Linked DNA regions of Homo sapiens: region 2 is linked to region 1. A link is a contact called in ENCODE Hi-C or POLR2A ChIA-PET data. All regions are on one chromosome and are shown on one strand. The core of a region is the stretch at or near the end of the contact, and the rest is flanking DNA. Distances in the headings are between cores, read along the strand shown. Region 1 overlaps GLCCI1 (glucocorticoid induced 1). Region 2 overlaps ICA1 (islet cell autoantigen 1).

What was found. A loop is a pair of places that touch in the nucleus more often than their neighbours do. ChIA-PET counts read pairs that join two places held with the same protein, here RNA polymerase II (POLR2A). Pooled maps may share reads with other maps.
Region 2: a pooled map shows a loop between it and region 1 (2.0-fold over the local background). The contact joins two enhancer-like sites. A Hi-C loop is called at or near these places in 3 of 50 pooled maps. POLR2A ChIA-PET finds 5 or more read pairs at or near these places in 2 of 52 experiments (HEK293 and activated B cell).

What each region holds. Positions count from the first base shown.
Region 1 is chr7:7,993,083-8,000,756 of GRCh38, reverse strand. The region is part of intron 1 of GLCCI1 (glucocorticoid induced 1); the gene reads right to left. Among named protein-coding and RNA genes, the nearest start is that of GLCCI1, 28 kb to the right of the region's middle. Within about 2 kb of position 4,101, at least 4 of the 41 ENCODE cell types and tissues checked have a DNase peak (open chromatin) inside an H3K27ac peak, as active enhancers do.
Region 2 is chr7:8,186,259-8,193,932 of GRCh38, reverse strand. The region is part of intron 6 of ICA1 (islet cell autoantigen 1); the gene reads left to right. Among named protein-coding and RNA genes, the nearest start is that of ICA1, 72 kb to the left of the region's middle. Within about 2 kb of position 3,377, at least 2 of the 41 ENCODE cell types and tissues checked have a DNase peak (open chromatin) inside an H3K27ac peak, as active enhancers do.

The DNA of each region.
Region 1 (7,674 bases), core at 2,852-5,351:
ATCAACATTACAGCTTATATGCATCATATTATAATTTGTCCCATTAATTATTTTTGAAATTTTATGATACTGAATATTATGACCCCCTTCTGCTTTCTTTCTGTTAATTTACATGGTATGCCCATCCTAAAAGATTTTTTTATGTGTATCATAAAACAAAGTATGTTTTTATACTTTTTGAAAAAAACATTGTAGCGAGCCTTCTGGTTGTAAAAGGTGAGCTTATCCCACTTATATTTATTGTTATAAGAAATTTGGTTTAATTTGTCATGTAATTTTTTCCTATTTTGGAATGTTCCTTGCTAATTGCTTTCTGTTTTATTGTTTGTTTCTTCTCCCTTTATCTTTACCTCCTCCCCACATCATAGGTAACTCTGAAGATACATAAACTGTTTCTAGTTCTATTAATACTACTAGAAGTTATTTATATTAACTTTTTGAATATTTTTCCTGGTTATAAAGGCAATACCTACTAATTTTAGCAACACTGGGAAACAGAAAATTAACATCTCCCATTATCTGATTTATAGTAATTTGTTTAAAATTTTAAAGTTTACTTTAAATTCCTTCCACTGCGAAGAAACACAAGACAACAAACTGTTGAGAGGCAAAGCCGACATTTATCAGTTGACCTCTAAATTTAAAAGGCCTATATAAAGGTCAGCTATAACCAGATAAGGAAACGCCATTCTAAGTGAATAACTTGAGCCTCTACTTAAATTGCTCCAAACAATTTGAAACGCTGTATGTAGTCCATTTAATTATTAAAACTCCTTTTAGTTTAGTAAATAAACAATAGGAACCATTTTAATGGTTTTTTTGAAGGGGTGGTGTTTATTTTATTTGTGTTTTCTACAGACGGTCTAGTTCTGTCACCCAGGGCTAGAGGACAGTGGCATGATCACAGCTCACTGCAGCCTCAAACTCCCAGACTTAAGTGATCCTCCTGCCTCAGTCTCTTGAGTAGCTGGGACCACAGGTGTGCATCACCACACCCAGCTAATTTTTTAAATTTATAGAGATGAGGCCTCACTATGTTGACCAGGCTGGTCTCAAACTCCTGGGCTCAAGCGATCCTCCCACCTTGGCCTCCCAAAATACTAGGAATACAGGTATAAGCCACCACTCCCAGCCTTGTTCTTTTTAGACACAGGGTATTGCTCTGTCACCTGCCCAGGCTGGAGTGTACCGGCGTGATCGTAGCTCACTGCAGCCTGGAACTCCTGGGCTCAAGCTATCCTCCCACGTCAGCTCTACAGTAGTTAGGACTATAGGTGTGCACCACCACATCTGGCTAATTTTTAAATTTTTTATGGGGATGGGGTCTCGCTGTGTTGCTCAAGATGGTTTCAAACTCCTGGCCTCAAGCAATCCTTTCCCCTTAGGCTCCCAAAGCACTGAGATTACAGGCATGAGTCACAATACTCAGCCCATTTTAATGTTTTATAATGAGTTAAATATATAAACAATCTATAAATGAGTCCCTTGGTCTGTATAATAATATTCTAATCTATACTTTTACTTATTTACTCTATATTTACTTAATTTTTCTTTTATTATATTTTTAATCATTGAATCTTTATCTATCTCTTTAAAAAGATCACATGCTCTACACTTAGTGTTCACTTTCTATAACTACTCTGTCAGAACTATGGTCTTCAAATTATTTTTACTAAGTGTCCCTATTGGTAAATATATAGGCATGCAGTAATGTGTAGCTGCTTATTTATGAACTGGATATCTATGATATTGCTAATATTTTATATATTATAAAACAGAAAAATAGAAATGTATATGTAGAAAATAAAAAATAAAAATACAGAAATTATATTTTCTTTCTGTATCTCAAAAAATAAATTTTGGGGGGCAACAACCTATTCAACAACCTATTTAGAGACATTAAAAGCTTGACTATACACTCTAGAAAATATCCTGCTGCAAAAAAGTCAACCAATTCTTTGAAATCTGTAATTAGCAGCTAAACTTTTAGATCTAATAAATTTAAACATGTAGTCAGCTCCTTCAAAAGGTCAGTAGCTATTAATAAATTAAGTTCTGGCCATGGCAATAAGAACCTTAAAACCTAAATACAAAACACTCTAAGGTAGAATGCTTAGGAACACTAGAAAGTAAGAAAGACAAAGTACACTATAGCTTCTTTGGAAAAAGACCCAACCACGCAAACAAGGCATTTTGCATGCAAATAAAAGTTAAAAGTAGTTACAATAAAAGCTACCTCCTGAGCCTGCACGGTGGCTCACACCTGTAATCCCAGCACTCTGGGAGGCCGAGGTGGGTGGATGACCTGAGGTCAGGAGATTGAGACCAGCTTGGCCAAAATGGCGAAACCCTGTCTCTACTAAAAGTACAAAAATTAGCTGGGCGTGGTGGAGGGCGCCTGTAATCCCAGCTACTCAGGAGGCTGAGGCAGGTGAATTGCTTGACCCGAAAGGCGGAGGTTTCAGTGAGCCAAGATCACGCCACTGCACTCCAGCCTGGGTGACAAGAGCGAGACTCCGTCTCAAAAGCAAAACAAAACGAAACAAAACAAAAAACAACAACAACAAAAAAAAAAAAAAACAAAAAAAACTACCTCCTCAAAAATGTAAGTCTGAAAAAAACAAAGTAGGTTCTCTTACAAAATGAAAGTGCCAGAGTAAAATTAAATCAGACTGCTCTAATATATGTTAAATGTAGATTTTAATAATTTAATTTCATTAAATAATTTAACCCTAAGTCTGAAAATTTTTATAAACTAGCTATAATATTCTACAGCTACTTTATTTATTTATTTATTTATTTATTTATTTATTTATTTATTTATTTATTTGAGACAGAGTCTCACTCTGTCACCCAGGCTGGAGTACAGTGGTATGATCTCGGCTCACTGTAACCTCTGCCTCCCAGGTTCAAGTAATTCTCATGTCTCAGGCTCCCGAGTAGCTGGATTACAAGTATGAACCAACATGTCTGGCTAATTTTTGTATTTTTTGTAGAGACAGGGTTTCACTATGTTGGCCAGGCTGGTCTTGAATTCCTGACCTCAGGTGATCTGCCTGCCTCGGCCTCCCAAACTGCTGGGATTACAGGTGTGAGCCACCATGCCCAGCCTCTATAGCTACTTTATAAAACCTTTATTTTAACAGGTAGTCAGTGAGTTTTTCATGATGTTTAACTTCACTTATTCATATTAATTCAATCTTCATTGAAATCAAAATACCAAATTCATCAAGATCAGACTGAATACAAGACATTAAGTTGCTTTTCTTAAACTTCAAAATATCTGGAAATGATATAGTTCTTAATCTACCTGAGATCAAAAATAGCCATAAATAAATACAGGTGTGGAATTTTCCTGCTATTGGTTCACTAAGGCTAAGCATAAATTTCCTAAAGCTCAATTTTATTAGTAGAAATTTACTTCATTAATTCTGTAATGAGAATACCTTGAAAGCTATAGTTTTTAATGTATTATCACTACTAACATTAAGTAATTTTCTCCTTGCCTTGCAGTTATAGACAATGATTTTCAAAATAAATTTAAAAAAAAAGGTAACAAAATAACTGAGAATACAAGATATGGAAAGGTGACTGGTATGTTTTTCTACCCAATCTAATGTACATTAATATTTATCATCCAATAGAATTATTACTAGATTTAGTTTTCCTAAGTTAGCATAATCTAAGCACTTCAACAGCCATTAATAGTCTTCCTCCTTGACATATAAAATGATGAAACATTAGCCAAATACATAGGCCACGTAAAATAAAATCACCAAATTCAAATGAACTTCAGATAAGTGACAGGAAGGACACAAGTTGTGAATATGCTATCTGAAATAAAACCAAAGAGCAAAACTGAAGCTCTCTCAGTGTGGGTAGAATCTGAAATACTCATCAACCAAACCTGGAACCCTACCACAGAAGCAATCTAGAAAACATGCAGAAATGACCATATGGCTGCCCTGCAGAATCTGGAAAGAAACCAATCAAGAAGCTGACAAGAGAAACAAACATGCTTCTGACCAAATGAGGCCTGACAAAACTCTGTAACCTGAGGTCCATCAGGAAAAACAAACAAACCAAAAAATGCAGTCAGGCAGCTATTTGGGCATGATTCTCTAGGTTACAGCTCACCCAATAAACTTATGTCAAATGACACATAAGACATTTAGAAGGAGGCCTTCAGTCTATTTTCAAAGAAAACTCAAGGGAGTATCTTTGCATCAAGGTTGAAAAGAAAACTTCACTAATATGGCTACAAGAAGCCTGGTAACAAGCACTGAAAAAGTACACAACAAATTAAGATGGAGCTCTGATATTTGGAATACTTTTTTTTTTTAATTACATATATGGCAAAAGATTTTTTTAAGTTCGTTTTTTTGGGAGGTGGCAGAATGATAGTCCTTTAACGAACTTTAGCAAAGTAGTAATTAGTAGAAGGAGATTCATCAGCCTTACAAATTTCAAATGAATTCTGTTAATGAAATTCCAAACATCTAAAATCCACTATGACTAATGAGTTCATATACTAAAGAAGTAATCACAAAGTATTAGCAACTACAAAAACAACTAAAATAACTGACCAAAGGTGGAAAGTCATATTGTAAGCAAAAGGAACACAAATATTCCTACTCAGAAAACAATATTTCACAAAATTCTGTGAATTTAACTTCCAGTTAAAGCACCACAGCTTGGAAAATTTTTTATGAAATGAGACAGGCTCACTATTACATCTCAATTTATAAAGAAAAACTGTTTTTAACAAGAGCACAACAACAAAGGTTATAAAATAGGCTCTCTTTTTTTCATTTTTATTTTTTTTAATTGAACTTAAAATTTATTTTATTTTTTTTATTATACTTTAAGTTCTAGGGTATATGTGCACAACGTGCAGGTTTGTTACATATGTATACATGTGCCATGTTGGTGTGCTGCACCCATTAACTCGTCATTTACATTAGTTATATCTCCTAATGCTATCCCTCCCCACTCTCCCCACCCCACGACAGGCCCTGGTGTGTGATGTTCCCCTTCCTGTGTCCAGGTGTTCTCACTGTTCAATTCCCACCTATGAGTGAGAACATGCGGTGTTTGGTTTTTTGTCCTTGCAATAGTTTGCCGAGAATGATGGTTTCCAGCTTCATCCATGTCCTTACAAAGGACATGAACTCATCCTTTTTTATGGCTGCATAGTATTCCATGGTGTATATGTGCCACATTTTCTTAATCCAGTCTATCATTGATGGACATTTGGGTTGCTCTGTCACCCAGACTAGAGTGCAGTGGCACGATCTCGGCTCACTGCAGCCTTGATCTCCCAGGCTCAGATGATCCTCCTGCCTTAGCTTCCCGAGTATTTGGGGCTACAGGCACATGCTACCACGCCCAGCTAATTTTTGTATTTTTTGTAGAGGACGGGGTTTTGCCATATTGCCCAGGACGGTCTGGAACTCCTGGGCTCAAATGATTTGCCTACCTCAGCCTCCTAAAGTGCTAACTAATATTACTGGTCAAACACCTTGATAATTAAAGTAGGGAATAATTTCCTCAATATAATGACACATAGGAAAAAGCATTTTCCCTCAAAATTTGCTTTTTATTTAATAAGAAATAAAGGCAACAAATAGAAAAATATTCACTCTTCTAGTAGAGGATACTACTAAAATTTTTCACTTGCTTTTACTTGGGATTGATGTCCATACATACAGAAATACACAGACATACACAAAACACAAACACATACACTCACATGCTCTCCCTATTTGTCCACGTAACAGTTTCACTTCAAACACTGATACACAAACACAAACACTGTTAGTGTATTAAGTGAAACCATTACCTGGACAAATATGGAGAGTGTGTGAGTGTGTGTGTGTTTGTGTGTATCTCTATGTATATCTATGTAATATATGTAGCATTTTCTGTCCATTAAATAGAGTAATAAGTCAATATTCAAGACTGTTCCTTATATAGAAGTTTTGTCAATGTATTCCAACAATATGAAGATGCTGGCAGAATAGATTTTAACGACAGACAGACAGCAAGGAAGAAAGGTGCTACACTTGAATGTCCCCTCCAAAACTCATCTTGGAATTTAATTGCCACTCTGATGGTATTAAGAGTTGGGACCAATAAGAGGCAATTAGGCCATGAGGGCTCTGCCTTCATGAATGCATTAATGCTATTACAAGAGCAGGTTGTTATTAGAGCTAGGTCAACCCTCTTTTGCTCTCTTGCCTTTCTACCTCTGTCATGGGATGACATAGCATGAAGGCCCTCACCAAATGCTAGTACCTTGATACTGTACTTCCCACTCTCCAGAATTGTGAACAATGAATTTCTTTTTTGTGAAAGTGGCAAAGTAAAATTAAATCAGACTGCTCTAATATGTAAGTTAAATTTAGATTTTAATAGTTTAAATTCATTAAATAATTTAACCCTGAGTCTGAAAATTTTATAAACTAGCTATAATATTCTATAGCTACTTTATTTATTTATTTGAGACAGAGTCTCACTCTGTCACCCAGGCTGGAGTGCAGTGGTGTGATCTCAGCTCACTGTAACCTCTGCCTCCCAGATTCAAGTGATTCTCATGTCTCAGCCTCCCAAGTAGCTGGGATTACAAGCATGAACCAACATGTCTGGCTAATTTTTGTATTTTTTGTAGAGACAGGGTTTCACTATGTTGGCCATGCTGGTCTGTGACACTGTTATAGCAATACGAAACAGATTAAGACAATAGCCAAACAAAAGATTCAAGGACAATACAGATGGTTCCACATTTATGATATTTCAACTTAGAATTTTTTGACTTTATGATGTGTTTATCAGGATATAAACCCATCATACCTAAGTCAAGAAGCATTTGGACTTATGATAGTTTGACTCACAATTTTTTGACTTTACAATGGGTTTACTGGGGTATTAAATGCATATTTGACTTAAAATATTTTCTTTTTTTTTTTCAGGATGTAACCCCCATTGTAAGTCAAGGAGTATTGGCATCTACAACATAATAAAGTCACAAAATATCTCCACAAAACACCAAATATAAATGAGTTGGGAGAAAGCATAAAAAAGTATTGGGCCATAGTGGTATCAGCATCTGTGTGAGAGACAGCAAAGGAATGTACCCAGGCTTCTGATGGTCCAGAGAACACAATTCACTAATGGGTAAATGTAAAGGGCCAATCTAGAATAGTAGCCAAACTGGGAGGGGATTCCACACAATCTGATTTGCAAGTGAAAGCAAGAGGACATCAACTCAATAAAGTCTGAGATACTAGAGCAATATGGCTATGCTCAAATCTAACAAAAAAGAACTGCTTCCAACATGGAATCCAACAGTAAAGAGAAATTACTGAGAGTCTAATCAAAATTGAGCAGACAGAAGCAAAGAAAAGAGAAGGTTGAGAAAAAGTTGGACAACGGAGTCAGGAAGAGAGCAGAATCGAGAATTTTTTTAGAAGTCATTTTACAAAAACAAGAAGAGTGGGAGCACTAGAGCCTTGAAGACAGAAATGGTATCATGAACTATCCACCCTATTTAAAAGTACAAAAAAAATCATTTTACTTAAAAAAAATGAACAACAGAAAATAGCAGATTCTTCCTAAAGTTATTGTAAGGGAATAAAAGCATACAAAGAATAAAAGATGTCCCTATGAATAATG
Region 2 (7,674 bases), core at 2,128-4,627, 190 kb before region 1:
AGGCAAACACAGAAACTCCATCTATCACAGGCTCCTTTCCTGTGACCTTCTTAGAATATCTCTGTTCCACATAAAATCATCTCCTCTTTTCTTTATATTGGTTTTGGTCTCTCTGTGTTAGCTCTTCTGCTTAGATATGTTATTACTCAAAGGTTTGTTATGGGAGCAGGCAAAGTATAATGTAATAAATGAATAAATAAGCAAATGGAACAAAAGACAGTTTTTTTCATGTCATATCTGGCCAAACTCTAACTTCGGTATGATATCACGCAATGGCAGAATCTACAGAGGGAAGGATTTGAAGGATAGAATGCTTTTGCCACCACCATTTTCTTACTGATTTTGACAACAGGACTGACTTTGAAAATGAATATATTGACCTCTTTGATTTAATGTCATTCCTGGTCCCTTGGAATTTTCAACTCTAGTTAGCAGACGTCGTCTCTTTTTGCAGAAGCATAGGTTAGCAGTTCTGAAACTATTCTTCGTGCATTCCAGGATTGAGCAGATAAGTTGTGGACAGTGGGAGCCAGGTTTTGCACTTTAGGAGAACGGAGCTACAGTTGTGGTAAAAGGATGAGATAGAACTCTGCGGTATTGGATTCAAATTGGAGATATGGATGTAAACTCCTGATTTCTGATACATACACACATACATGCATGCATACATACATGTGTGTATGTGTTTAGATATATGTAAACTAATGTAGCTGTGCATGGATTATAATACATATATGTGTATGTGTGTTGTGTCTGAGAGTACTTGTGGATATGCACACATTTGTTTACATATACATATAAACATTTCCCAGCTCAGTCCTCTGAGATGACCTTGAAGCAGTTTCACTCTAGTAGCAGTGAGCATATCTAGAAACCAGATCTTTGTTTCTACATACCCTCCACTAAAAGGAACTAGGGCTTTTTGGAGAAATGGTTAAATTCAAATTTGAGGCAGGTAAAGTAGAATAGAGCCTGGAACATCATGTCATGCCAAAAATGAAGAAAGTACCTGCAGAATAAGGGGGACTTGTCAAAATGACGCTGGAGCCAGCCCAAAGAGGCTCCCATTCGCCAAATATGGGATCATTTAAGCGTTAAAATAAATTACTAATTTAAATAAATAATTTTAGTAAGTGTAATACTATTGAATAAAGTAAGAATCCATGAGCTACTTTGATATAAACAAACAAAGGAGAACAAATAAAGTAGAAAGCCAACCAATAAATGTAGAATGTTGAAAATCAAAAATCATATTTTGCAAGCCATCATAAACATAATTGATTCAGTCAAGAATCATCTATGAATATGAAAACTAATGGATGGAAGTTTAATGAGATATAGGATCTTTACGTTGTCTTTACATTGTTTCAAATTATATTGTATTATTTACAATGGGTGAAATAGTAACTCAAATGGAGAAACCTGGCAAACACCATCTTAACCAAAAGATTAAAGTTAACATCGCTAGTGGTGGGACTAACCAACAGCATGTGCCACATGATACCATGCACTGAGGAAAAGCCGGAATGACTTTTGTTATACTGTTAGAGGTGTATAACCTTAATTTAAGTGTGAGGACACATCAGACAACCCAAAATGTGGAACACTCTCTAAAATACCTGCCCTGAAAAAAGACAGACCCAGGAACTTCCCAGATTAAAGGAGACTGAAAAAACATGACAACTGAATGCAGTGTATGATTTTAGATTTTCTTTTGTTATAGAAGATATTATTGGGACAATTGATAAAATCACAATAAGGTCTGTAATATTAGATAACATTATTTCAATATTAATTTCCTGATTTCAATAATTGTACTGTGGTTATGTAAGAGAGTTCCCTATTTTTAGGAAATATATATTGAATTATTTAAGAATAAAGGAACTTTCTGTCTGCAATTTACTCTTAAACAGTTTAGGAAAAAATCTATGTGTGTTTGTATTTAGAAAATGAAACAAATGTAGTAATGTTTGGGTGAATTAACATTTTGGGAATCTGGGTGAAGGGTATCCAGGCATACAAAGAATTCTTGCAACTTTTCTAGAAGTCTGGAATTATGTTTAGTGTCTTTGTGATTTGAATTTTAATACGTTTCTTTATAATGTTCAAATTAAGAAATTAAACATCCAGTATATGAAAGAAGGAATGGCACTGAAAAAAGTGACATTAGTAGAGGTTTATATTGTGTTATAATATTATACAATATTATAATAATATGTAATATTACTATAGGCAATATGTATTATATAACACATATATACAGATGCTTCTTGACTTACAATGGAGTTATGCCCCAGTAAACCCATCAAGTTGAAAATATCCTAATCGGAAATGCATTTAATACACCAAACCTACCAAACAGCATAGCTTACCACAGGCTACCTTAAATGTTTTCAGAATGCCTACATTAGCCTACAGTGGGGCAAAATCATCTAACACAAAACCTATACTATACTACAGTGCTTAATATTTCACAGTAATTTATTGAACACTGTACTGACAATGAAAAACAGAGTGGTTGTTTGCGTACTTGAAGTACAGTTTCTGCTGAATACATGTTGCTTTTGCATCTTGGCAAAGTCAAAAACTCTAAGTCAAACAATCATAAATCAAACCATGGCAAATCCAGGACTGTCTGTACAATATTACAATACTGTATTTATGTTGTAGCTATTGTGATATAATTAGAATTATGTGCCAGCATGATTCTTTGCAAATTCAGTGAGACCTGGTCAATGTCTTTCAGATAAATTACCTAAGACTAGATGATAGCAGGGACATTATACATCAAAATAGTGATTTCAGTTACTCTCGTATAAAGTGGAGGGCAGGAACGATGGACAGCTATCATCTTAAAAGCTTATTGGAGTCAGACGATGGTTCCTCACATCTGCTGACCTGTAACTATGGAATAAACAACTCTGATGACCATTTGTTCATTATCATACTGGAGTCATGTTCCTGAGGAATTCCAGGGCAGTAAAAATTTAGAAGCTAAATGTTTAACTTTCCAGAATGTTTAATTTTTCTGCACTAAGTCAAAGCAAGGCTCATGGAAGCAAACTTCCTTGTTCCCTAAACACTCAGCCCAGAAAAATTGAGAGATCACACATGTAACCGTGAACTTTGCACTGTTAGATTTATAAACTTCACAAACCAAAAATAGTTTCTGTTGTTGATCCAAAAACCTCCATTCTAATGACAAACTTATGGTGGCTAAAAACCTTTTAAATGTTAGATTGAGTTCCTGCTTTGTCCCTCTGCATGTGATTGAGCCAGGTTAAGTTGATTTGAACCTGAGAAAAGAAACACATTGCCTCTGTAGGGTTTTCTAAGCCATCTGAATTGGTACTAAACCATTTCTGTGAGGTGTTAGAATCCTGCAGGGGGCACCAGAACATTCCAATGCAGTTGAACACATTTCATTAAGTCCAGAAGAGCTAACTGTATTACCTTATTATAATTGATTTCTCTACTGTAACGTTTTCAGTTCCATTAATATTATTTTTTTGTACATTTACTTTTACAACATTTGTGAGTTTATGGAATGTTTCTGCCTCTCTGAGGAGGCAGAGGAAGGAAAGAGATCATCTCTTGGATGAGTCCTTAGAAACTACAGCCATGTCTCCTCTGGGTAAATATGAAAGGTTTCAGCCCACTCGGAGAGTAAGGACTTTCCAAATGTTCCTAATCTGACTGCGGAAAAAAAAAAAACTGGAAGAAACTGAGAATTCAATTTACTTTCTTAGCCTTAAGGCTGTGTATAAGCTACCCTGTTATTATCATTATTAATAATAAACACAGTGAATGTCAGACAGGCACTTCATGGTAGATTTTTATATGAATTTTGTGCAAAAGTAAAGGGTTGCCAGGCTACTGCATAATATTACTCAGTTCTGGTCCAGGAGTACAAAATTCCACCAGGCCTCCTGAGCCCGTCCCTCCAATTAGTGGCTTACTTCATTACGAATAAAGAACCCTCATTACTGTGGGCCTTCAAGTGAAATAGGATCCCCTACCTCTTGAAATCCGCCTTTCTAAGTACAGACAGTTCCCAACTTACAAACAATCCACTTAAGAACCACCAAGGCATTCAGAGGCTGCTGTAGGCTCCTGCAGCTGCTGCCTGGGCCCCCTGCCCAGCCCCCCTGCCCAGCCCCCTCCCCACACTCCTGGTCTGCTCAAGGGAGCGCTGCCTACCCCCCTTGCAGAGCCAGCTGCCCACCTGCCCCTCGGACTGCAGGCTCGGAGCTGGGGGTTCAGTGAGGCCTCAGAGCTACCGCTGGTTTTATAGTTGAGCTCAGCTATGGGGTAAATAGGCTTTTGTGGCCTGGCCTGGGAACCGAACCACCATTTAAAAAAAAGAAGAAGAAAAAACCTGCCTCCATGGGAAAATGTATTCTGCATTCCCAATAGCCAGCCAACAAATGTTAGAATGACTGTGGGGGCTGTCTTCTGTCTTCATGCCCCTAGCAGAGCGAGGAGGCGAAAGAATCCGCCTGTGTGTTCTGGGTTCTGGGTCCAGCTCTAGCACTAAACCCAACATAGGACCTTAGTAAGCCCTTTAACCTCTGTGTATCACATCATCTGTAAGACAATAGGATTGTACTAAATGAGTTATAAGCCTCCTTCTAGTATAATGACCCCAATTGATCAAAGCTCTACCCTCATTTTATTCATTCAGAGGCATTTTACTCAGGGCACATGCTTTGTGCAGGCTCTGGGCTTGGTGGGAATACAGTCAAATAATACAGATCCCAGCACTCACAGGGTGCAGTGTTTACTTGGGGAGACAGATCTTTAAGTGAATGTTCATAAGTGCTATGATTGCAATGGGCACTGGGTTCTGTAAAAGCTCAGGAGGGTCTGAATCAGATGAAGTCTTTGCAGAGGGGTTGGCTCGCGGGCTCACTCCCCTGATTTCTATTTTAATTGACTCCTCTCCCAGGGTATCAAATCTGGTTCACTGGGAAGCATAGCTTCTGCATCTACCATCCTAACAGTTTGGCATGGTCCCCTGGCCTCATCAAGGAAAGTCTTGCCCTCCTCTTTGCGTCACTGAAAGATAGAATACAGGGATGCTCCCACCAAACCATAGTCTTGATTCCTGTAAGTACTGCCCTGAATGCTTGCTTCTTCTCTGCCCTAGGGAGCCATGGCCAAAAAAGGTTCTCTCTTGCTCTCCTTGGGGCCTTCCCTGCCCTGAAGAGAGGCAGGATTGGCAGCAACTCTGGTACTCCCAAGTTTAAAATATTCCTTACCTCCCAAAATATTTCTGAAGTCCCAGCTACCTCTTGCTGTCCTATATTTATAATGCCCTAATTATAATTCTACCAAAAATCCCTTCTAGGCTTCCACCCTTACTCCACACTCACTTTTAAAATAGTAACAATCGAAGTGATTCAAAGAAGTCACCTGTCATTTGGAAGGTGGCATAACAGAGTGGTTCAGGTTGGAATCTTGACTCTGTGCCTTGATATCGGACATTATGAAATTATGTCGGTATGAAGGTTCCTGGGCAAGGAAGCGACCATGGAAGAGCAGTTTTGAGGAGAGTTAATTTTGGTAGCTCTGTGTAGGATGCTACAAGAATGGAGAGGAGGGAAAAGATGAGAGATTTTCAGCGTAGAAATGATGAAACTTAGAAACCAAATAAGTGTGTCATTATGCAATGTGAACTTATATAACTTTCCTGTACTCTCAAAGTATCTTATTTATTTTGGTTCTATGAAAGCAGTTTGATAATTATAACTGGAAAATCTTTTCTTTTCATATAAATAACAAAACACCCCAAGAAAACATTATCTAAGAGTTTTTCCAATCCCCATTCCATTATGTTCCCTTAGGATGCCTTTAGCGTAAGAAACAGCCTGGTGCCTTGGTGAGGAACTCAGTCTCTGCAGTGAGCATCTCCTGGGTTCAAACTGTGGCTTCCCCACTTCGTAGCAGTATAATCTCAGGCAGGTTTCTTAACTTCTGAATATTTCAGTGTCTTCATCTGAAAAATGGAGACACAGTCAAGTACCATATAATGACATTTTATGATGGTGGTCCCATAAGATAACAATGGGGCTGACAATTCCTATTGCCTAGTGACATCTTGATGATACTAAATCTGTGCAAATCTGGGCTAATGTGTGTCTTAGTTTTTAACAAAGAAGTTTAAAAAGTGAAAAAAGTTAAAGATAGAAAAAAGCTTATAGAATAAGGATATAAAGAAATCTTTTGTACAGTTGTACAATGTGTTTGTGCTTTATGACAAGAATTATTACAGAAGAGTCAAAAAATTTAAAAATGTTTAAAGATGTTTATAAAGTAAAAAAGTTACAGTAAGCTAAGGTTAATTTATTATCAAAGAAAGAAAAACATTTGTTATAAATTTAGTGTAGTCTAAGTGTAGTGCTTATGCAGTCTAAAGTAGTGTACAGTAATGTCCTGGGCCTTCACATTCACTCACCACTCTCACTCACCCAGAACAACTTCCAGGCCTGCAAGCTCCATTTGTGGGAAGTGCCCTACACAGGTTTATCATTTTTATCTTTTATGCCATATTTTTACTGTGCCTTTTCTATGTTTAGATATGTTCAGATACACAAACACTTATCATTGTGTTACAATTGCCTACAGTATTCAGTACAATAACATGTTGTACAGGTTTGCAGCCTAAGAGAAATAGGCCATCTCATGTGTAATATAATGCTTTGTAATATAATATATACTTTGTAAAAAAGTATAGGTGTGTAATAGGTGCTATATCGTCTAGGTTTATTTAAGTACACTGTATGATGTGTGAACAAGGACAAAATCACCTAACAACATGTTTCTGAGAACATGTCCCCATCGTTAAGTGACACATAAGTGTAATCACGTCAAGCTCATAAGATTCTAATGAGGATTAAATCTGTAATATTTGTCAAGTTCTTAGAACTGAGTGTGGTCCATATTAAGCACAACATAAACATTCTTGTTGCCCAATTTTAAGTGTTTGATATATAAAATAAATGCAAAACAAGATAATAGCCTGTGTGCTATACTGAGATATTGAATAGCTTATCTTTTGAGAAATGGAGACAACATTACTGGAATAAGAATACAACTCTAACTAGTTTTCATATTTCCCCTTCTCAGTGGCACGTTGAGGCCCTGTCACTTATATGTAATGGAACCCATCAAATTGAGTACATTATGCATGAAAGTACACTTGTGATATCTTACCCTGATCTGCCCCTTTTCCTGCCCTCCTTGTTTTTGTTGACCTCAGCTTGAAATCTTAACTTTAGATTCAGCTTCACTTTCTTCTTTTCTGACCCATTTATTTGGTTTCAAAATCTCATCATTTCTTCCCTGGAAATCTCTCTGTCATCCATCCCCTGTCTCCATTTGTATAGCAGCCTACACAGAGCTGCCAACCTCATCTTCCTGAAAAACCACTCTACTGTGGCCACTTCCCTGCTCAGGACCTTCAGCAGCTCCCCATTGCTTAACAAGCAAAGCCCTCAGCCTGTCGTTCAGAACCACACAAACCCAGCCCACTCTCCTTCCCTAGGTCCAATACTGTATTCCCAACAGCCTATTCTCCACAGTGACCAGATGATTGCTGTGTCTGGCATGGTCCACATTTATGTTTGTTGTCCAGGCTTCACTATTAATGATGCCCTCTTCACTCAGAGAGCG